Regions from separate parts of the Mus musculus genome. Here regions 1 and 2 are each linked to region 3. A link is a loop called in an ENCODE intact Hi-C map of the cell type or tissue named here. Cell type or tissue: heart. All regions are shown on one strand.

The links. A loop is a pair of places that touch in the nucleus more often than their neighbours do. Peaks named below come from ENCODE experiments on the same cell type or tissue, not always from the same donor. Only the 100,000 strongest peaks of a DNase experiment are listed, where the experiment ranks them.
Region 1: a loop joins it to region 3, with 1.8 times the contacts of the local background. A loop is called at or near these places in 2 of 42 quality-filtered maps.
Region 2: a loop joins it to region 3, with 3 times the contacts of the local background. A loop is called at or near these places in 2 of 42 quality-filtered maps.

What each region holds. Positions count from the first base shown.
Region 1 is chr15:26,699,653-26,707,652 of GRCm38, forward strand. The region is part of intron 2 of Fbxl7 (F-box and leucine-rich repeat protein 7); the gene reads right to left. Among named protein-coding and RNA genes, the nearest start is that of Gm52205, 38 kb to the left of the region's middle. In heart, no CTCF peak of the experiment used is centred here; a DNase peak (open chromatin) is centred at 3,669.
Region 2 is chr15:25,990,159-25,998,158 of GRCm38, forward strand. Zfp622 (zinc finger protein 622) reads left to right here. Exons shown (of 6, transcript NM_144523.3): 4 at 1,295-1,407; 5 at 5,948-6,091; 6 at 7,009-8,000. The coding sequence ends at 7,136. Among named protein-coding and RNA genes, the nearest start is that of Zfp622, 9.8 kb to the left of the region's middle. In heart, CTCF peaks have their summits at 3,387 (motif pointing right) and 5,548 (motif pointing right); no DNase peak of the experiment used is centred here.
Region 3 is chr15:26,892,366-26,900,365 of GRCm38, forward strand. It overlaps Fbxl7 (F-box and leucine-rich repeat protein 7), which reads right to left and starts at 3,199. Exons shown (of 4, transcript NM_176959.3): 1 at 2,648-3,199. The coding sequence starts at 2,684. In heart, a CTCF peak has its summit at 3,190; DNase peaks (open chromatin) are centred at 2,186, 2,576 and 3,206; H3K4me3 peaks cover 2,489 bases; H3K27ac peaks cover 1,662 bases.

The DNA of each region.
Region 1 (8,000 bases), 190 kb before region 3:
TATGATAAGCTCTAAACAAACTATATCTTAGTTTGTGAATATGGAGGACTATGATTGAGGATATATGTAAAGTCTTCTAAATATCAAGACTTTATGGACCATTAGTGAAACTGCAAATATAGTGCAAGGGATTAGGGGAAACAGAAAAGAACAACATAGTGAAAGAGGCTTGATGTGGAGTGAGGGAAATTGAGTCTGAGCTGCTAAGTCTGCAAGGAAGTAGACAGGCCAACAAGTCCAGTAACAAAGCAGTCAGCGGGGACTGTTACTAGAGCAGACATATGGGCAGACATGTCCCTTCATCCTGATATGAAATATGACCATGGTGGTATTGTGTGGTAGCCAGGCTCTAACAGACTGCATCAACTTCCTTCCTTCAGACAAATGCTGCGTTCATGTGCACAGAGCAGAGCTTATGTGCCACAAAGTAAGAGTCCTGGTATTCAGCAATCTCTTTGGTTAACTGCTACACTGTCGGCATGAGATTTCTGGGAGGAGTGAAGTCTCAGCTCCATAGAGTCATACCAGAAGTCAATTATAAACAAAAGAGAATTGGCAATCCTGAAAACATGGGGCATGTTTGTCTAGCTAAACTTAAGCCCTTGTAGAGACAGATAGGAGAAAACTTCTTTTTTTGTGAAGTTACATAATCATAGCAATAAAAAGGGGTCACCTTCTTAAAGCACAGTGTGATCTTGTCAGAAGAAGAGGCAAAGCCACGATCATCAAGGACTACTGTTGACAACTCTGGACACACACACATTGCTCACATCAAAATCTGATGCTTTGAAGATGCCTACAGTGTATCAATAGTGAGTGGATGTTTATAGTAAAATCCTTAAATAGTTTTTGCTGGAGATTCTACCAAGGACCATTGCCGAATATCCAATGTCTAGGTCAAGGTCAGTAGTAGACATGGTACACTTAATATACGGATGTGAAGCAATATATAACTTATATGGTATATCACCAACAATATCCCATAGATATGCTCATTTTATTATCTATTTCTATAAATAGTTTAATAGACACAAAGTTACCATACCTAAACACACACACACACACACACACACACACACACTATTCAATTAAACATTGTATATGGATAGTTTCCTGATCCACAGCAGAGTTGAGCAACTGTCAGACTACATTGTTCCACAAAACTTAGCAAAGATGGTAACTTTGTCTGTTTTAATTGTCAGAGCCTTCATTTATTTTACTGGTGTACTATTACCACTATAACAAATTACCACAAGATGAAAGATTGAAAATAACAAACATGAATTAATTTACAGATGTGGAGGCTAGAAGTCCTAGAGAGAGAGAGAGAGAGAGAGAGAGAGAGAGAGAGAGAGTGTTTCTCCCCAGAAAGCTCTATAGAGTTGAGTTCACATGGGAACCTTGCATTATGGCACCTTCTCTCTCCTCAGAACCACCCTTTACAATGTTTTTGGTTTTTATCTTTGCCATGATTGAGAATAATCTCCACATGTCTAAGGAATCTCCTTAGTCCCATCAACAAAGCCCTTCAATGTACCTTAACATAATCACTAGTTCTAGAAACAAGCATGGATGTGTCTTCAGAAGGGATCATTAGATAGGCCACAAGAGATCAAACAGTACATTTTCTAAGAAATAGGATTAAGAACAGTGTCACTATGATCAGTAAGTGTAATCTAAGATAATATACTCTTATCATTCAACAGACATTCTCCAGTTTCTTAGTTATTCCTTCTCTAGTGTTTCTCTGTAAATAACCCCTTTGCACTAATGTGTGCTGCTATCTCAGAAGACAACAGAGACACAGTAGAGCCTTGACTTTGACTTTCATGTTTCTTCATTCAAAACCTTAAACCTTTGAGTATGATACCATGAAAAACACTGTCAATAAATAATAGTATGTTGGTATGTTACTCATTCTAGTATATATGAGAAAGAGTTTCCCTTATGTGTACCTATAAATAGGTAGAAAAAAGAAATGCAATCAATATGGTAGAATATGGTTATATTAGTGGTTCCATGAAGAAAGCTCCAGGGAAGCTTAATGAAGTGGCTACATTTGTCAAGGGTTTTTGTGAAAAGCATAAGATGGGAACTATGTGTACAGATTCAGTTGGGAGAACACACAGGTTAGATGCATTTTGTTACATGACAAAAGTGATGAGACAAAAACCCTCAAATTCTAGATCAGGGAATTTAGACAATTTACACACACTGGGGGGTTTTGATCTGAGGAGATGCTGAGGTGAAACTTTGCAGGGAGAATGTTACTCTGGCATGTTATCTGTTCTCTACACTTATCTGCACACAGGGACAGCAATCTCAGACAGCCCACTCTTCTTTTGCTCTTGTTTTCTAGTTTTATTTTCTATAGCTACCAATGCATGACCTCACAGCTCCAGGGCAGGCAATGACTGCGACAAAATAAAGTAAACAAACCCAACAAAGCAGCTGGTCATGCTGGACCTTGTCTCCTAAAGGCGGAGAGAGCGACATTAAAGGAAAGTCCTAAGGTTTCATATGGTAATATCCATATGGAACATCTAACAAGAGCGCATGTGTACACACAAGTGCCTGCTGATTTAAGACAGCCTCCTCCTGGGTGAAGACTTGAATCAAAGAGGAAATGAGTCAAGGAAAGAGCTGTGTTCCAAGCAAAGAGATCTGCAGGTGCAAAGGTCTGGAGGAAGTAACATCTCCACTGTACCCTGAGAGGTGCGATAAGCTGAGAATGAGAACTTAATAGAGCAGAGTGCCAGGGAGTATGTGTGCAGGGAGTGTGTGTGCAGGGAGGTGTGTTCAGGGAGGGTATGTGCAGGTAGGCTGTGTTCAGGGAGGGAGTGTCCAAGGGTGTGTGCAGGGAATGTGTGTGCAGGGAGGGTCTGGGCAGGGAAGGAGTGTCCATGGATGTGTGCAGATGGGGTGTGTGCAGGGAGGGTATAAGTAGGGAGGGTTTGAGCAGGGAGGGTGTGTGCAGGGGAGCTATGTCCAAGGAGGGTGTGTGCATGAAATAGTCACATTGACAATCTGGCCTAGTATGGCAAAGACCAGGATTTCCTCTTGAGTTGGGGAGAACCTGGAGATTTTCATAAATCTATTTTCATAAATGGAAAAACGCAGAAGCCTCAGGTATTCCACCTGGGAGTGGCTATACTTCAAAGTATCTCCCATACATATACTGGGACCTGATAATCTGAGTGAGACTAATAAGAGAGACAGTCTCTGTCTCTTAGGTTAAGTGCTCAAACTTTGTAGGCTCTGTTTACCCTCCCTGCCATGCTTTCTCTTTTTATTAATGTGCATGAATAAAAATATGTGTACATATATTTTTATCTCAAAATTTTGTTCTCACAGAAAAATAGACTAAGAAGTTGTGATAATAATCTAGCTGAGAGATGATTCCACAGTGTTAGCAACAGAGAAAACAAGGGGCCTGAGGATAAATACGTACTTAAGGTAGGACCTGCGGGGCTTGTAAGCTTTAGGATGGCTTCAGGGCCACAGTAGAATGTCTTCATTTCTCAACTAAAGTAAAGCTTCCAAGTGAGGAGAGTTTGTCTCTTATGAGCCCCTGGGGACTTGCTCTAGTTGAACCCTGGGCCTTAGAGAGAACCAGTACTCTCTTTGGATCAAGTTCTCGATCGCTGGACACAAAACAACTGAGCAGCATCCAGAGACCAACTGAAGCCTTGCGACTGAATCCAGAACTCTTTCCATTTGTATCCATGACCAACTATGTGACAAAACATGCTCTGGGACAAGTCCCAATCTCCACCACTTGCCAAAAGCCCTCTAGCACATCGTTTTACTGCTGTAACATTAGCTGTATTCAAATATTCCAAGAGTGTGTTATTAAGCACTGAGTAATTTTTTTATTCCATAAACTTTACTTAACATGCTCTTTTCGTTTGGATGCAAATAAACAAAACCCCAAAGACAAAGACGTAACTTGGAGAATCATGAAAATAAAAGAGGGAGTAAAAGCACATTGGAATTTTGGCTCTGGTTTCATTTAAAAAAAAAAAATGGAGGAGTCTACAATTCTTTTGTTCTCATGATAATAGGTCAGAGATTTTCAAATGTTTGGGGGATGTGATAACTGATTGCTCATTCCTCAAAGAGAACAGCAAAGAGATTCTGTGTCATGCTGGTGTCCAGCAATGTGTCCCTTGGTTTGCAGACAAGCATCCTCATTTAGATTCAGATCCTTCCCAGCAGATACTGTGATTTCTTCCTGAAGTCACTGAGAGCTCACTGCGATTGCCAGCTTCTCCAGGTAAAGAGTTTGGGAGTAACTGAGTTGGGAACATTAGGTCAGAGTTCCCTTCTGCACCTGCTAAGACTCAGCCTATCTGGTTTTCATTCAGATGCAGACCATGTGTTACATTTGTATGCCTCTGCCCCATTTGCAGAGAAATGGGAAGCGAGTGAGAGGTATGAGTCCTTTCGATCTCTAAAGCTGGGACTCCTGCAATAGCTACTGCAAGGATCAGAGAATTGTGGGAAAGAATGGACAGTCCCGGGTTTCATCTCCTGTAGCCAAATTACTATGCCTTCAAATGGACAACATGATGCCATACCCCATGGTCTGTGATTCAGCACCAACCCTACCCTCTTGGCATGAGAATAAAACCCAGGGAGAAATGGTGAGGAGAGTCGCATTGTAAGACTCATAGGAAATCCATTTTAATTTTTGGGCATAGAAGTACAAAAAAAATTATCTGTCAGTCACTTAATGAAGACACTAAGATGAAGCACTAAGAAGGGAAGAAAGTAGATGACAATAGATAGATAGAACAGAAGTGACGGCTAATGGGAGAGGAGATGATGGCAAGGAAGGAGAGGCTGGGGACACACATGAATGAAGTCCCACTCTGTGCTTGGCTCTCCCATGCTCCCTAAAAGGACCAAATCAAGATTTACAATGCAGGGAGCACATCTCAGTGCTTCAGAAGCTGTGAGGTGATTTGGGGGTGTAAGGTGAAGAGTCCATCTTGGTGGGTGATTCCAAATGAGGTCATAAGATCATACCCCCATAATGGACTATATTCTTCTTGGCTGCTCTTTGCAGTACTCGATGAAGGTGACTGTAAGAGTTACTATTTTAATGGAGTACTTTAAAGCAAGGTAGACTCTAATTTGACCTTTGGGAATCCTGTATCAGAAGGAAATACAATCCAGATCTATGAGGGCAGGACAGAAAGGGCCTTTCTCATGGTCAGCAAATAGCCTCTCACTGAGAGATGCCTCTAGCCTGTAGGAAGAACACTTTCTAAAGATCTAAATAGTAGGCTTAGGGATGGAGATATAGACAATTCAGAGTCAGCCTGACTTCTCCTGGTTGTTTGGTGTTTGAAACACGATTTATAAAGTCTACATTTCAGTTTTCAAGGGCTCTGCTATTCATTAGATTCTAAAGATCCTTCTGGTGACACATTCCCTATAAGTCCTCTGCCTCAGCCTGCAGCATGTCCATCATCCCTTCGAACTTGGAGGCATCTGTGCAGGCATGTAGCCAAATCCACATTCCTGCAAACACCAAGGAATCCCAAGATTGTATAGTGTGGGTCCTACATGCATCCAGTTTAAAAACAAAAGATATTTATTCCTTAGGCTTTTCAAATGACTGTATTCTTTCTATAATGTAAATAAGGGCATGCTAAACTGTGCAGTAACATGTGTGCAGAGATAATTATGTATCCAGGTAGTCCAGGAAACCCATCTTGATATCATTTTAATGTAATAATATTAAAGAGAAGAATTCTTCTACCGCTACATATGTGCTTCCAGAGAGCCCATGCTTGAGACTAGACAGACCCTGAGAATGTTTGCACAATGTGCACATGCTGACTGATTCGAGGTTGGAAAAATATCTGAATGAGATTGCTAGAGCTAATTTTACTTTCCTCACTGAATCTTTAATGACCTGAAGGCTTCCATATCTACAGAAGCCTCGAACTGTTTCTGTAAATGAACCGACTATAGCACAGTTGCTCATTTGAAGCCAATGAGAATGGGAGGGATGGTGAATAAATGGGGGATGGGTGTGTGTGTCCAGAAACAGTGAGCGGGGAGTTGATGGCATATGAGGTAGAGCTCCTAAAAAAAAAAAAAAAAAAAAAAAAACTAATTTCATTGACTCAATGACCTCCAGGTGAAGCCTTACAGCACATATAACACTATAATACTACAAGTGTTTGAAGTACTGAGTAAGGAGTTCATGCAGTAAGAGAAATGTGGGTTGGCCTGACGTTGTTTGTATTTTAATGTTAACAGTGGTTTTTCAAGATTGGGTTGTCCCAGAAGTGAAAGAGTCTACACATAGACCCAAGTGACTGATGTTATGTGACCTTGTCCCCAAGTTATTTTTGATTGGTGAACAAAGATGCCAACAGACAGTCAATAGCTTGGTAGACAAGACAAGGCAGGGTTGAGGGTTCCTAGGCTTAGGGGGTTCAGAGCAGAGTCAAGAAGGTGGGGAGAGGAGGAGGAGGGAAAAGCCACCATGGGTTAGGTGGTACATGAAAACGTGACCCTGAGGGCTGGCCAATTGGAGTTAAGAGCAGCCCATATGAAACAGAGTAAGTAAAAAATAACATGGGGTTATCAATAGGAAAGTAGATTCTAATAGCATAGAGGGTACATATCTGCCCATCTCTAGTGTTGATTAAGGCTTATTGTCAATATAAACATTATGTATGTCTTTTCCAGGAACTGAAAGATAAAGGCAAGGTAGAAACCCTGGGTAGAGAATAAATAATTTCTATGACACCTTACCTTACTAATGGAAGATACTTCTAATTTATGGTATTAGTTCAAAAATGTAAAAAAAATAAAAAAATAAAAAAAAGAGAGAGAAATTTCTCATAAAACACGATTTTATTGGATGATTCACGTGTTAATATTAATATCATGCTAAAAATCTCTAGGATCCATGACAGGCCTCTTTTTATCTCTGTCTTGCTTCTTTTAAGGAATGCTACATTTCTCCTGAACTAACAGAAAAGCAGTTCCCTCAGCCTATTTGTCAGACTTGGAACTTGGAGTATTATTATTAACATAGTAAAGGCCATCAAATCTGTCTGATGTCTTAGGTTTAACCTGCTTATGAGTGGACTCTCATTTTTACTCTACCACACACTGTTCCTTAAAAACCACATTTTCTGTCTTGGTGAAATTCCTCAGTATCCATCATTATTGAAATCACAGACCTTAACCCTACACCTTTAGTGATACCATATCTGATTCCTATGCCTGGCCTTATGTGACCCACTAACTGAGCTGAGTATTCTAAACCCTCCAAAGCATTAGAATGCACTCACTTCCTTCTCTTTGTAATTAACTGACGCCATTCATCGCAAGACTGGTTGAGGGACAGACATGCATAGCTTACTTACCTTTAAGACCCCTTTATCTAATATATTCCCTGAAACCGGCTTTCCTTTCCAGAATCAATGCAATCAATCCATTCATCCATCACTCAATACCCAAAATGTCAAAATCTATTGGGGAGATGAATTGGATTATAAATTCATATTAAACATATAGGGTATTGATTTTTATAATTATTTTTGACAATGTCTGATGTGGGCTGGATAGATGTTCTAGCTCTTGCAGAGGATCCAAATGGAGTTCCCAGAATCTATATTCCAACTCAAAGGGAGCTAGTGTTCTTTTTTGGGTTTTTGTTGTTGTTGTTTTTTGTTATTTGTTATTTGTTTTTTGTTTTTTCTTTTTTAACCTCACAAGGCATATGATACACATACTCACATGCAGGCAAAAGACTCATACACATAAAACAAAAATAATTTTTAAAACTATGTGGCAAGTTCTATTGCTGGCAAAGAAACATAACATAAGTAATCATTTGTCCTTGTGACTACATTCTTGCATAAATCTAAGTTTATATAGAATAGTACTTAGCCCCTGACAACGAAGCTATTACATATTTATAAATTTTGTTTTGGAGCATATTAACATGCAAAGGTAGGAAGTTGTAT
Region 2 (8,000 bases), 900 kb before region 3:
AACAAAAAGAAACAAAAAGATGTGAGTGTGGGCACATCCCCTCCTTGCGTGTGTTCTCTATATAGTTCCACAGTTAGTGGGGGCAAGTGTTTCTTTTTAGCCATATGGCTGGATATATAGTGGTTTTAATTTTTTTTTTTTTATGAGCAATGTAATTGTGAACCCTTTTACATCTTAAATTAGCTGCTCAGAGGTATTTTTGTTTCTGATTTAGTCTTTTATCTATTCCCTGTTGGTTGTTTAGCTGTTAATATTTCAATGTTTATTTGTCCAACTACTTTTTTAAATTAAAATTTATTATTTGTGTATATGTGTATCTGCCTTTGTTATGTATGCACATATGCACATACCATGTGGAGGCCCGGACTTGGTATTCCGATGTCTTCCTTGGTCATATCGCACTTTATTTTTTGCAACAAGGTCTCATTGGGACCTGGAGCTCACCAGTTCAGTCAGCCTGGCTGGCCGGCAAGCTCCTTAGACACTCTTGTCTTCACTCCCCTGGTGTGGTTCTAGGCAGGCAGGGTTGGGCTTGGTTTTCATGTGCATGCTGGAAGGCAGGCGACCTTAGGTCTGCTTGCATGGCAGGTACTTTACCCACTGAGCATCTCGCCATCACTATCTATAGTTACTCCTCTTTATGTCCATTTAAATAGCAAATTTTGGATATATTTAGAAACAGTTTTATAACTATACCGTCCAGTGTGGTAATTACTAGGCATATCCTGTGGCTGCTCAAATAAAATAAAAGATACGCATTAGAAATTCAGTGCTTTAGTCACATTATCTGCAGTTTTAAAAATTCAGTTCTTGAAAAACTTTATTTATATCTAAAGTTAACATGTGAGGCACATAGAAATTTGTTCTTCTGTCATCACAAAATTCTGTTAGGCTGCAGACTTGTGGAACTTGACTGTATTGTAATTGAGGTGTGACTGCGTGTCCAGCACTGTATTCATATCTTCTGCATGGTTCTCTGTGCAGCCCTGGCTGTCCTGGAACTCACTATGTAGACCAGGCTGGCCTCGAGCTCAGAAATCTGCCTACCTCTGCCTCTCAAGTGCTTGATTAAAGGCATGCGCTGCCCCAGCTTGGTAATCTTTCTAGAGAGGAAAAATGTCCTTTTAAGGGTTATTCGGTCACATTTGTTGGCAGAAAAATTCTGACAGTAATTTTTATCACTCAGTTCTTGTAGTGGGCATTCCCTGGAATCATTTGGTAGCTTGGCCACATTTGCCAATGCAGGTCTCCCGTTTAGTTAAGTCTCCTTATTAGTGTTATTTCACTCTTACAGGAGTAGCTACCCAGACTACAAGGAGGGGCAGGATCCTGCTGAGCTTGAGGCCTTGTCCACAGACAAGATCTTGGAATGTGATGATGAAACCATGGAGCTGATACTTCCTTCTGGTAAGTGTGTTTGTCCAAACGAAGTTGCTTGGTGCCAGTGTATAGTGGAAGAAGCATGTCTTCCTCAGTTACCTGCTGCGCTGAAGGAGAAAGAACGTGAACCTTTAGTGTGTGTGTGTGTGTGTGTGTGTGTGTGCGCGAGTTTCCTCAAGTAGTTGTAAACTTTAAAAGTAGTTACTTAGCTCTAGGTTGACTGTTTCATTAAAATTGGGTTATTGTTTTTCCTTTTTTCTTTTCAAATTTACAGTACTTTGACTAGGTATTTAATTAATTTTTTAAAAAAAAATGTAAACTAATAGATCCATCACACTATCTCTCCCTCTTTCTTCCTTCTGTGTATGTGTGTATGTCTTTTTCTGAGAGTGAATTCTGGAACCAGTATCCTTACAAGTATCAAGGGCTGTGCAGATGTTTAGTTGATCTTGTAAGACAAATCTGCCCTCATTTTACTAACTCTCAGCTCTTACCCAGAGAATCAGATAACACCTTAAGTAAGCTGAATATGGTGATTCTTAACAAAGCAGTGTCTGACATGTAGAACACTGTAATCTTCATTTCACTGTAGTATATTATAAAGACATTACTGACAGGCATGATCCTATTTGAGGATCATGCTCTGTTTGGGTGAAGTTTTCATCTGGGCTTTACATTTTTAAAAATTGGTAAGGAATACTTAATTATGTAGAAAGCACATTTCTTAGGGTCACTGAGTGTTCTAAAGTTAATCAAAGCCCCAAATGGGTATCTCTTTAGGAAATGTCTTCTCCCATTCAGATAATTAAGCAACCCCTGACTGCCTTTTGAATGTTTTTCTTCTTAAGCATTTGTCTGTGTGGCCATTTTGTTTGTGTCAGTTTTCCATCTGGACATCATCTGTCCGGTTCCTTTATAACCACCAGCCCCTTCTTTCTAAAGCATGCTTTACCCTGTGTGGTTCCACACTGGGAGCCATTACCTTCAAGGTATCTGAGAGCTTCTTCTGGTGCCTGTTGCCAAATACTGCTCTCCCGGGTCTCTGTATGAGTGGTGCTTCTGGTACTCCACTCCACCACAAGACTCCTTGCTTTTACACCTTGGGAGAAGATTCATGAATATCTCCTGTGCTCCTAGAATACTGGTGATTCACTATGCTCTTGTAATCATTGTCTTGCTTGTTTGTCTTCCCTCATTTCCTTTTAAAAACATGTAAGTATTTTAAGTAAATGCATATTAATTTTACCTATTTATAAGATACAGTGTGGCATTTCGGTACATGTATATAATATATAATGATTCTGCCAAGGTGACTAGTATATTTATCCTTGCTATATTATTCTTTATGTTGGTAACACTAAACTTCTCTCTGTTGACACTTTTGAAATAGTTGTCCTCCATCATCATTAAGGTATATACATACAGTGCTATAAAACAGTAGAAGTGGCTCCTCCTCCCCAAGCTCCCATTACAGTTGAGAGCAGACTGTCCTGTCTCATTTCATCGTAGTACTGGGTCTCAGATACTTAAAAACCGGATAAATATTTGTTGACTGCTATGGTGGCAGTGACTTTCAAAGGGAAGGCAAACTTACTTGAGTCTTCGGTCTGTAGTAATAAAGGAAAAGTGAGCAGAGGAGGCGGGCAGGAAGTAAGAACTGTACTTGATCTTCTCCTGGGCCTCATTACACATTTGTCACAACTCAGGAAGTAGAAATCTCTGAACAAACCTTGTATAAAAATGTAGTGGCAGCGTGTGGATCCACTAATAGTTTTTTGAGTAAATGACCTCTGAAATTTCTGGGTAAGCTCAATTTGTGTGCCAGCATTAGCATAGCTGTTAGTGTAAAACCAATTTTGGAAGAATCACACACCTAAGAGTTTGCTCTAAACTGGTTTCAAAAGCATCAGTTGTGGTACCTTAAGTGTAGATAATACTCATATTGTGTCATAGTCAAATCAGCAGCTCTACGGTTCCAGAAACAGTGAAGAAAATAACCAGTAGAGGGCGCTCGGAGCATTTCTTTGGAAGACTGGCTTGGGTCAGTTCCTTTGCACTTCCTTCATTCTTCAGTTCATATGGTGGAAATTGGTGTGAAATACACATTGATTTATCTGCCAGCTGGCCAGATGAAGCTGATGTTGTATCTATGAGAAATACACAGTTCATCTTAGAAAGTGAGGTTTGGAGATACTCTCGTATTTGCTATCAGTTGCATTGGGTGTTCCACGGGAATGGACAGTTTGATCAACAGTTACATGATGAAAGGTAGATTGACAGGCACCTCCTAAGTCAGACATAACTTGTTACTGGACAGTCACAGCCTTCTTAAGCTAATCTGTCCTTCCCAAGGCCTTCAGCTTGAGCTGCTCTCGCACCATATATGGTGTTAATGCCAGGTTCTCATTGTTAACTGACAGCAAGAATAGCCCACTTCTCTTCTACCAGCTCTCAGAAGCTGTAAGATACTCTTCCAAATGGTGCTTACAAATATACATGTTGACTTACTGTTTACTAATTACTAACTTCATCATTTCCTCATTTAGGGATAATCATCCTTGCAGATCTGTACCACCCTGGCCTACCATTGTAATTTGAAATCCCAGTAAATCTTGAGGTTTGCTGATAGGACCTTCACTTAGATATGTGTCTTTTCCCTATTAGATTTATCTCACATGGATGTTCAGAGATCATGTTTCCCTGAGTTGAACCACAGGTACAAACCAAGGTCTTGCCATGAAAATGTCCAACACATCAAATAGCTGGTTCTAGAGAGATACCTTTTATCTATCCATACTGGTATCCAAAGACCACAAGATTAAATTGGAAGTTTCTTTTTGTCAAGACCTGAGTCTGATCACAAAACATCACATTTGGGTGACAAGGAAATACTTTCCAAGCATACAGGAGCTCATAAATAACTTGACACTCTTTTCCATGTCAGTTACAGGCGTAGATGTTAAAAGCAAATATAGCCTTCTACAGCTTATGTGATAAACTATTCATATTTGCTTATTTGTCAATTGTTTTATTTACATAAGTTGAAAACTACTCTGGGTACTATACCCAGGGTTTTACCCTTATGTGTTTCTATTTGGAAAGGTATTTGATTGCTTATATCTTAATTAATATTCATCTAAAAAACATAGCCTGCTTTTATTAGTAAACCCACAGGTGATGTTGATGCCACTGGCCTAGGGACCAATCTCTTAGGATAGTATGGGAGAATTACCTTTTGAAAACCATTTTTCTGGTGGAGCCTAGAATTAGCCATCCCAGACAGAGCTTAACATATTTATTAGTTTCCCTGCTCAGAAGTCAAGCCATATGATTTGGTTACTTCTCTATAAATGGCCAGAAAGCAATGATTTTGTGTACCATTCTGTCTTTGTGTACCATTCTGTCTCTAGTAATTGTTTAGATCTGCTTTGTAGCTCAAAAGTCAGTAGAGATGTAGGTGAGTGTGGCTGTGTTCCATTAAAATTTACAGACTAGTGGAGTGGATTTCAGACCTCTAACAGACAGACTTATACTTATAGGAACCTCAAATTGTTCATCTAGTAAATAACTTTACTTATGGGTTTTATTAGTGTAATTAGAGAAGTTGCAGACTTTACATTGCCCCTTAGTTTTCGTAATTTGAAATGTATATTCTCTTTTCTTTGTTTTGAAATTGTATTTACTATGGTTGTGAGTGGGTGGCGGGTATTTGTGTGCATATGCCATAGTACATATGGGAAGGCTAGAGGTAACTCTGTGGGCTTGATTCTCTATCCACCTTAATGTGCTTTCTGGGAATTGAACTCAGATTGCCAGGTCAGCACAGCTTACCCAGCTCTCTGGCCCTCTTTCCTTTTTGCTTAGTGTATTGCACTATTAATGGTAAGCCTGTGCATTGGTGTATACAACCATATTCGTAATGACATCAACATATATTGGAAATTAAAGTTAAGAATTCATTTCTCAAAGTTTTTTTGTTTCACTTGATTTCTGCAAATAACCACAGGTTTAAAGAGAATTTAGCTTAATCTTTTTGAGATATCACGTGGTTTTTCATCATTTAGGAAGGAGTGTATCAGCTTTGTCAATGTAGCTAAATAATACTTTGATGTTGTTAATCTGCCTGTGCATTTTAATATGTGCAGTAGCATCTCTGTCCTTCAGCCACTAGATGCCAGTATTACTCCATTTGTAACAATAAAGACATCTACAGTAGGTATCAGATTTCCCTGTGTGGTAAAATTTACTCCTGTTGGAAGACGACTGGAAGAGAAAACTGAACCAGAAAAAAGATGGTTTCATTTTTGTTCTGGTTCAGTTTTCCCAATATGGCTTGTAGACCTGATGTCAGAGTTATTCCCTGCTTCATCTTCTTTCTCTTGGGGCTTTTTAGCCTTTATATATTTTCCTAATATTGGTCTGTTTTTCCTGTAGTGTATTCCTGCTTATTTCTGTTTTCCTACTAGGATTCCTAAGGCTTGGTGCCATTCAAGATCTTTTGGGAAGCCTTTGGTTTATAACTCTGACTTGAAAGACCAGTGTTTAAATATTGCTCTTCTCAAAACAGGTGCCAGAGTGGGTCATCGCTCCTTGATGAGATACTACAAACAGCGATTTGGCTTGCCAAGAGCTGTGACAGTTGCTAGGAATCAAAAGGCTGTGGGCAGAGTTCTCCAGCAATACCGAGCCCTGGGGTGGATGGGCAGCACAGGTACACCATTCTTATATGCATGGATTTCGTGGGCGCTTGGGTGACAGGTTATCATTCGTGCTGTCCGTCTGACTCCTTTCCAGGGGAAGCTTGAGTCTTACTTCTGGGACTCCCATTATCTCAGGATACTTAGAACACTTAAGTCCAAGACTCCATGACTTAAAAAATTAATATTCCTGGTCTAGTAACTTAGTATGCATCATGAACCTTTCCAGAAGATAATATCTATAAAAAATCTTATAAATTACATGCAGAAATTATCTGGAGATAACTCAGAAATTAAATAGTACCTTAGTGGAGCTGTGGCGCCTAACATGGCATATGTAGTTTCACATTCTAATCTCACGTCATGAACATTATTAAATTTCACTTCTGCTTGCTCATTTGTGCAAGGGAAATGATTAAGAGGACCCACCTTAGAGTTGAGAGGCTTGTCTGACACAATGCATGTGTGAGGTAGTGCACTTACTACAGGTAGCCCAGCCCCCTTTGGCAGTTTTTCCCAATAGAAGTAGATTGCAATGAGTAAATCTGACAGCTGAAGTTATTAAGCTTTGAAACTACAATGTGCTGTTATTTAACTCTCATAGTGTGCTGTGCAAAACTGTCTTCTCTGCTCTTCTGGGAAATAAAGTCCAAATGGAGGTAGTGAAGATAATTTGCTCCTTTCTGATGTCCCAGAAAGCCTAGAGCCTAAAAACGTAGCAAACATCACTGTTTACAAAGTTCTGATATGCACAGTTCTTAGATGCACGTAGATCTCTGAGCCCCATTGCTTGGAATCCCCACATTAGATTCTGTCTTTAAATATCAGAACCCACTTATCCTAAGCCAACTTTGGGAATTCTAAGATTTGACTTCCTCTGTTAGTAAATAAGAGATCAGAGCCTCATTGCTTACCATCCTCCCAACCACAGGAGCAGCTCTCATGCGTGAACGGGACATGCAATATGTGCAGAGGATGAAATCAAAATGGATGCTGAAGATAGGAATGAAGAACAACGCCACCAAGCAGATGCACTTCAGGGCCCAAGTGAGGTTCTGAGAGGCTGAAACAGATGCATCTCCCGCTGCACTTCCCTCCTTGTCTGAGGACAGGGAAGCCAGATTGCCGAATGGTTCCTTTGCTGCTACTTCATTTGTTCTGATCTAATAAAGTCAAAATCATGGTTGTCTTCAATGTCGTATTTGAGCAGTGTTTAAAGCTTTCAAGTGGGGACGGATGTGAAGCTTGGGCTTGCTTGTTGGGCTCCAGGACCTGCATGACCTCCTGACAGTTGCTTTCCTGCCTCAGCTTTCAGATGCTTTCTGGCTGTCAGCATAAGGTGGGAAACGCAAGCGATTTGTCTAGTCCAAAATTAGTTTAAAATTTGGAATAACTCATTACTTCTTGTCTAAGGGACCTTCGTCAGGGGCTTTGAGGATTATATAAGAGCAAAACTGAATGTCACTTGTGAATGTATGTGGCTTAGGAAGTTGCCCATGTCTCTGGGTGTGTTGATAAAATGCAGAAAAGAACAGAACATGTTAAGGGCTTGGTATGCAGGGTTTTTATTTCCAAATAAGAACGAAGAATGACTGCCAGCTTTTAAGTAGTTTTTAGGACTGCCTCACAGTTAAATCTCTGAAGAGATTCTTAATTTAGGTTGCTTAGGAGAAGGCACTAATAATACCCTGGCAGGGAAGCTAAGCTCATTCATTGAGCTACCTTTGGGACTTTGAGAAAGTGATACACTTTGTGCATTTTGGGGGGTGGTTCTTTTAGTCCTTTTATCTCACGGCTTGTGAGTGCTTAATGAAACAGAGGACCCAGTCCATACTAATATATACTTCCCAGCAGTAGGCTTGTGAATAAACACTCTTTCAGTATACAAAGTGCCATATCAAGGTCAAAGCTAGGACGTTCCTG
Region 3 (8,000 bases):
TGAAGTTTGAATTAAGTAGCAAATTCCCAAGTGCATGCTCTATTTTATCACATGAACATCAAAAGACTATAATGCACACAATGTATGATGAGTATGTAGTCCCAGGAAGAATCCAAAACCTCCACTCTGACAGTCTTCCAAGCAATGTTAACCCTGTTCCCCCACCCCCCCCCATCCTGGGGTGACAGAAAGGTATAAGGTGTTGTCCCACTGCACATACTAAGGTCCTCTTACAATGACATTTTGAAGTCATATAATGTTTTTCCCCCCAGGGAAAAGAAATATCATCCACAAAATACTGAAAGTTAAACTTTCCAATAATTCAACAATATTTGCAATATACAAAGCCTGTTCATACACTGTCAACTGCCAGGAACTATAGAAATAGATACTTGTAGCTTTGAAGCCTACACAAACACCACTGACATATAATTGAACACGTTCAACACAGTCTATGTACATTATGTACTATGTGCATTAATGTCTCATTAACAAGGTCCCCTTTATGCTTGAAATCTACTACACCTAAATTGCACTGAATTTAGAAAATGATCCTGATTCTCAGTCTCCTTTGATAATAGATAAAACTGATAGGGATAGCGTTCACTTTCTTTTGAATTTGATACTTTGAATAAGAAAGATGGCACATCATATTCTAACAGGCATCTGTGTGGATTTTTATCATACCATAATACAGCTTTATTTACTATGCCCAATTATATATAAAAGCCTATTGAAAGGGACCACAGTACAACAGAGGAAGGAAGAGGAGAAAGGAGACCTGAGATCATGCTACTTGGGTTTCTCTATTTTCTTTCTCGTCGATCACAGAGGAATCTTGACTCATCTGAAAGGACTTGATGAAAACTAAACACAGTGTGGCTCTCCAGCCAAAACTCACAAACGTTCCCATTGGCCTCCCCTGATCAGCTGAGCACAAGGGATTTTTTTCACCCCCTCCCCCATAAAAAGTCCACAGTGTATCTAAATCTGATCCCAGTAAGATCTGAGTTGAGCTGAAGTGAAAATGCAGAGGTAGCATTTATGGGTAACAGCTGGAGAGTATTAGTTTGCTGTCTATCCCTTTCTCTCCCGAGGGTTGAAAATTCTGCTGTTCAGACAGGAAGTTGTCATATACCACACACTGTATGATACAATATGCTGGGGTGTAAGCGCACATTACAGAGGACTGGGAGATCCCTGAGTTGCTTTGGTTGGTGAGTCACAGTGATGATCTTGTACCTCTCAGGCCCTCCTCCCTCCTCCAGCATCATCAAATCCAGGATTGACAAGTACGCTGAAAGTTATCGAACACCCTTTGAATAACTCCAACTTAGGACATTTCATTGTTTGTCTCCCCACACATTTTAAAAACATTAACTTCAATACCTTCAGAGAATGAGTGGCCAAGACTCTCCAATAATCTTTTTTTGGCCCACTTTCAACACTTGCTGTCTAAAAAGATTAACATTTCTTTCAAATATTTATCTCATGTATTTGCCCAGGACAAAACTATTATATATGCATGTGTATGTCTGCATATGTACAAAAAATATATGGATGGAATTCAAAACATGATAGTCTGGAAATGAATGATTTTTTTAATTGAGTGGATTTTTCTAGGGTTTGCTTTTAGTATAAGTTTTACAAAGTAGCTCAGAAGTAAACACAGATACAAACAGGGAGAGACGCCCCTACATTCTGTAACTATGGCTCCAAGTTTTGGACAGGCTGATAAGCGGTTCCTTAACACCAGATGCTGAATAGCTATTCTGCATTCCTGCCAGTCTGAAAGGGCTCTTCCCTCCTTTGTAACCGCCTGTGCTCTGGGGAAAGGCAGGAAAGCCAACCCAGTCTCCTCACTCCTTTCAACCAGGTTCACTCGATACAGACCTTAACTCTTGAACTGTAGAAAATGTCTTTGCTTTGTGCATATCAGGGACATGCTGTTAATCACAGGGGTTAAAACACTACTGGTATTATGCAAAGCGGGGAAGGCGGGACTGAGGAGGCAACCCACACATCCATCATCCCTTTAGGAGTAGGCGGAGTTTAAAGTTTCCCCCAACTTCCAAGTACTCACTTGACAGGCAATATTTCTGTGCAATTTCCAGCCCCGAGTAACAGATGGTGCTCTGCCTGTCTTGAGCCTCGAGAGAGCCCAGACAAAGCTCCCAGCCACTCCATGCCTCGCGGGACCCATAGGTGGTTAGTTTCACAGACCTGTCAGACCAGGGCAGTTAGCAAAGAATGGAAGCTTAACTTCTTCCCGAAGTTTTTTTCCTGATAGGAGGAAGTCCAGAGGACTAAAGCACAAAAAGGCCTGGGAAAGTTTTGACTGCTTCAATTCTCTGCCAAACCATCACCTAGACCAAGGTGCGCAGAGAAGGAAAAGCTGGGGCACACGTGTTCAGAAACACAGCAGAAATGCAACTTGAGCAGTCCTAAAGACAACCTGGAAAATTGCTTAAGAGACCCCAGTGGTGGAAAGGCACGTCCAGGTACCAGAGACTGGATCAAGCAGAGCCCAAAGGGAAGCCGGCTACCCCGACGTCACCAAAGTAGGGTGCGCCTGAGCTGTGTGCGAGAGGAAAGGGAGGGGGCGCGATCCGGGAGTCGGGGGAGGGGGTACGTTCGGCCCACTCACCCTCACTGCCGTACTGTTTGCCATTGTTCGCGCCCATCCTGTCGCCGTCATGCCCGCCTCCTCCCTGGACACTGCATAGCTGGGGCGCACCTCCCAGGCGGCGGGGCAGAGGAAAGCGGGCAGGACCGGACCCTTAGCTGCACATGCCCCTTCCAAGGGCCGATTTGGGCTTGGGGGTCCGCAGTGCTCTGCGACCGGAGGGGTGGGACTAGGTCCGCTCCTGGCACCCCCGAGGGTGGCGAGCCAGCTCCAGAGCAACCACCGGAGCTCTCAGATTCCGCGCTCCGGGCGAGTGGGAGCAGCGCGAAGCACAGCCCGCGCCCGGGTGCCGCCCCTAGACTCGCCGCTCCACCGCCGTGGGGTCCCCATGCGCCTCCGCGGTCCCCAGCCGTGCGAGCCGAGCCGCGCCTGCCCCAGGCTGTCCGGCTCCTCGGCCTCCGCCTCCGCCCTGCGCCCCCGTGCGTCCGCGGCTTCCCCGGGGAGGGCGCGGCGGCCACTTGTTGCGGTGCCCCGAGTGAGCAGAGACTTGTGGCCCGGCGCTGCTCGCCTGCGGGCCGGACTTTTGTTAGCGCCAGGCGCCTCCTCTCGCCGCCCAGCGTCAATCACAGCTGGAGCCCCCGGGAGGAAGGCCGGCCCGGAGATGCGCGGCCTTTTAAAGGGGCAGCACGCCTTTTCCGGGCTCCGGCTCCTGGTCCCCGCCAGGGCTCTGGCTCTCCGTGCCACTCGCGAACCCTCCGGCGTGAAGGACCGTGCTGCGCGCTGTGTTTTCTGTGGACTGTGGGCTTCAAGACGTTCTTCGAATTCCCCTGGAGTTGTCTACAAAAAAAATGGCCCATTTGTGACGTTTACTAGAAACATGCAGTCAGTGTCCGGTTCTGGCACATTTCTGGTACCTGTGCTGGCAATCTCCAGCGGCTCCTTGGGTTTCGGGGCTAACGCGAGGAATGGAGGAGGGGTAAGGAAAACTTGAGAGGAACTTAGCAAGGGAGTGGTCTCTGGAGAGCAAAGACATTCCCCGCCCTGAGAAGGAGGTTTCCTGGCTCTGAAGTTTTGAAAGCTTCCGAGACACGACTTTTTTTTCCCTCCTCATTTATTTATTTATTTTTCTTCTTGTAGTTGATGCCATCTTTTATTTAGTAACTTACTACTTCGTTTGGAGATTTACGTGGCGTTTGCAAAGCCCCCTCCTCCTTTAAATCGCCCTTTGGTGTTCCTTCCATTAAATAGGGAAAAAAAAAAGATAGAGAATCTTAATGTCCTACTCCATTTCTATGTAAGTGCCTAGAAAGTCTCACTGAAGATCAGAACGTTGTTCACGCAGATTTTTTTGGTGGTGAAACGAACACGCAGCAGTTTCTCCTTACAGATGTTGTAAATTAAATTAAAGCTTAGTGATATGTTTATCTTTATATATACATAATTCTTGAATAGAAACCCAGGAGTTAGTAAACAATGGCTTCTTATGAGATGATTTGACTTCTTGTAAATTCTCCTTAGATGAGTTCCTACAATGCTCTTCATTAAAGATAAAACATTATGTTTCAAAGTTTAAAATCTATCCTTAACCATGCAGATACCATATTCTTAAGTAAACGTGTAAACGTTCAAAGATAGAACAGAATAATTATTGTGTTGGGAACCTTTTTTGTCTTCTACTCCAAAGCCATAAAAGAATGTTTTAATGTCTTTTAAAATATCTAAACAGTAATGTGTAATTCCTAAACACTTGTCTAATGAGATAAAATTAAAAACATTAAAATTAAAATTAATTTATGATGGGCTCCCTACAAGATTCTGCTAGAAAACACAAAATCAATCTAAAAATGAGTAGACAGCAGGGCTGTCTTCCTGCACAAGATGGATTCTGCCTGGTCCTTGGGGTGACTTTGAAAATCTGAGCAATCTGCCTCCACTCCCCCTCAAAATTGCTAGGGTTGCAGGCATCTGTCTCCTACCTGGGTTTATATGGTGCAAAAGAACAAACCCAGGACTTCATTCATGCAGGGCAAACACTGTCTACCCACCGAGATAATCTACAGCCCTTGGTTCAGGAGGTTTCATGTCTCCATTTAAGAAACTGTGCGAATTTTACCCTTTTGGCAGCTTAGCTGAGGATAGACAGCACTAACTCAGGAAAGCAAGTGAGGCTCATCTCAGGCTTGGTGTGGCATTTTCAGTTTGTTATGCTTATGCTCTCTGTCCCTCTTTGTGGTTTACAAAGTATGGAAATGATGAAAAACAAAACCAAGGCTCAAAAAGTTCAGCCACCCAGAGTCCTCAGAGGAGAGCTCCAGACTACCCAGCTTCCGTCCTACCAGTCCAGGGGTTGCCTTGACTTGGCCATTACTCAACACAGAGTCAATGACCTGGTCTTTTGATCTGCCCATCTACCAAGATCTTTACTATTCAAGTAAAGCTGCCTGGGACAAGCATGTTGTAAAACAAAATAGGAAAAAAAAATGCTTAACATCACTCAAAAAAATAGAAGTTGACACAAATATTTGTTGGCCTACTCGTCATGAACGTTTGAGAACAGTAATCAAAAGAAAGAAAATTAGTATTCTTGTTAAACATCAAGGTGTATTCATATTTGAGTATACACACTACTTTTCAAAATTAAAATGTTGCATAAATGATTTTATGCAGGCCCAAAATTTGTTTTTTGCATACTTACCAACCCCCAAATTTTCATCACCAATTTACAAGCCTCTTGAGAACTAATATGTATTTCACCAACATACTTGACTTCCCAGCCTAGCTCCTAACACAAGGAATCGCTCATCCATCACTTGCAGAATGGATGAAAGCCAAGGAAAGAAATAGCAGTGGCCTATACAGTATTCCATCTTCTCTGTCTATGCCCCTTTAAGGTGCCAACCCACTGAAACATGAGTTTAAGGGAACAGTCTATGTCACCATGAAATGGAGTGAGAAAGCTCGCTCCACAGGATGGAATGAGTACCTCCTGCTGCCAATGGAACCAAAAACAGACTGGTTAGGTCATAGGTCATAGGCCCTAGAGGGGAACCAAATACTATTTTTCTGCTAAATAGACATAGTATTAAATCACCCCTAAGTTCTTAGCATTTACACCCATAGTAGTGCATCTCTCAACTCTTGTCAGAAAAGCTCCTTTGTATATGAGATGGCAACTAGTACAGAGACCCACAAGTGGTCAGTATACAGAGAATAAGACATGGTAGAGGGCTCAGCTCTAAATGGGACATCTAAATCATACCTCCTTCCCACAGGGTTCAGGGTAGCCACAATACAGACAGAAAGACAGAAAGAGCCAATGGTGGCAGAACAAAACATCTTCAGCAAAAACCACTGTTTGCCAGACATGATAGGGCCACTGCACACATGACCCCCGCTGCTGTGACTGCATGCATAAGACCTTCACAAGATCAAGCCAACATCAACCGAAGAGGTTCATGAATTCCCACCCCTACCTGAGCACCCTTTAGCAACCGATAGTTGCTGAGAGATGAAGAGACAGTTTTCTCTTGTGATGTGAACCCAGGAAGACAACCCATGCTCTTGTGAGTGGTCCTATCTCATACACTTATAGGCAGCATTAACTAGCACCTATTTACATTGTCCTGAGTGAGCCTGATACAAAAAAAGATAAACATTCAGGCTATCATTTGCTATTTTTATTTTCATTTCTGTTTTTTATTGTTTTCAGTGTTTGTTTTTGGAGACTCAGTGTTTGTTGGGCTACTTTGATAAACATATTAAATCTCTTATTAATACAAATGTCTTCTTTTCTAGGAGTATGTGTTATTTGTCTTATTGAAGTTAGACGCCAGCTTGATAGTTAACATAGTTGGTTCTTGTATGCCCTAAGCCATAGAGCTTGAGGTTAATATGAACTTGACACTGGTGATAGGCTGTCAGAGCCATGTTAAGGCAGCTGCTATTCTCGGGTGCTCAACAGTTTGCCTCCTTTCTTCCTCTGGTCCTTGGCTTCCAGGTCTTCAAAGGAACACAGTTCTTCTGAGGACACTATAAATAAAGCAGATGTGGAGGCTCTTTGGAAATGCTACTTGGAATCACTCAAAGATAGAACCTCTGTTGAAAATAAATAAATAACTACTGGAAGTCATCACAGAACATACTAGTCTTTGAGGCTGGGGAAATGGCTTAGTTTTTAGAGTATATGAGGCACAAGTGTGTGGACCTGAGTTAGTTCCAGGACAGTCTCATGAGCTGGCCCAGAAGTGCCTCTAAAATCCAGTGCTGTGCTAAGGGGGCTGAGACAGATACCCAAGCCATATGGATTGTTGAACTCCAGGTTCAGTGAGAGACTCTGTCTCAAAGCATAGAGGGGCTAGAGAGGCAGCTCAGTGGTCATTAGCATTTGATGCTCTTGCAGAAGACCCAGGTTATGCTCTGAGACCCACATGATACACATGCATACTTGCAGGCAAAACACTCCAGTGCATAAAATGAAATAAAGAATGAAGTGGAAGGCTATGGGAAAAGACATCCCAGTATGGACCTCTAACCACACATCCATACCTACACACAGGCTCATACCCTACAAAGAGACTTGTGCACTCAAGTAGGATAAAATAAGATATAATGAAATAAATTCTTGAAAAATGATAATTTATTTTAAAAGGAAGAAATTAATTCAGCCATTGAATAATATGTGCTTCTGTCCACTTATATTTTCCACTTTAATTTACTTATTTACCTTCATGGGTCTAAGTCACCTGCTTAAATTAAAAGCAGGATATTACATATTCTGTCACTATGACTATGGTGGAAAACAGTAAACTCAGAGGCTTGGGTTTAAATGTACATATTACCTAAAAGAAGAAACAGTACTTTAACCAGTATTGATTCATTATAAAAAATGAGCCTTTACTAAATTAATATTTATATCAGATAGAAAACAAGAATATAAATAATTATTACTTCTGCTATTGTCAAATTCTGACTGCTACTGCATATAACTACTCCATGGTGTTCAATTTTGGCTGCCTCATTCAGTGACATGGTCTCCATAGCCTAATGAATTTTATTAGTGTACATGGAAAATGTTTTACATGAAGTTCAGAGGAAGCTCTGCCAGTTTCTCCCCGTTTTCAGCCCTTTACCTCTGATGCTGCTTAAAAGAATGTGAGCATCTTTTGACCCGAAGAGAAAGGACAGAAGAGTTGAATAGATCATAATCTAGACTCCTAAGACAAAACACAGCCTACTGAAGTCGCCTACAGCCTCTCATCTACAAGCTTCGTAAAACAGAATCATGAAAATGATGTATAGCCTAGACACTTAGCATTTTCATTATTCAAAGCCAACTGGAATACCTAAAAGGCAAATATTTTGCTCTTTTAAGAAG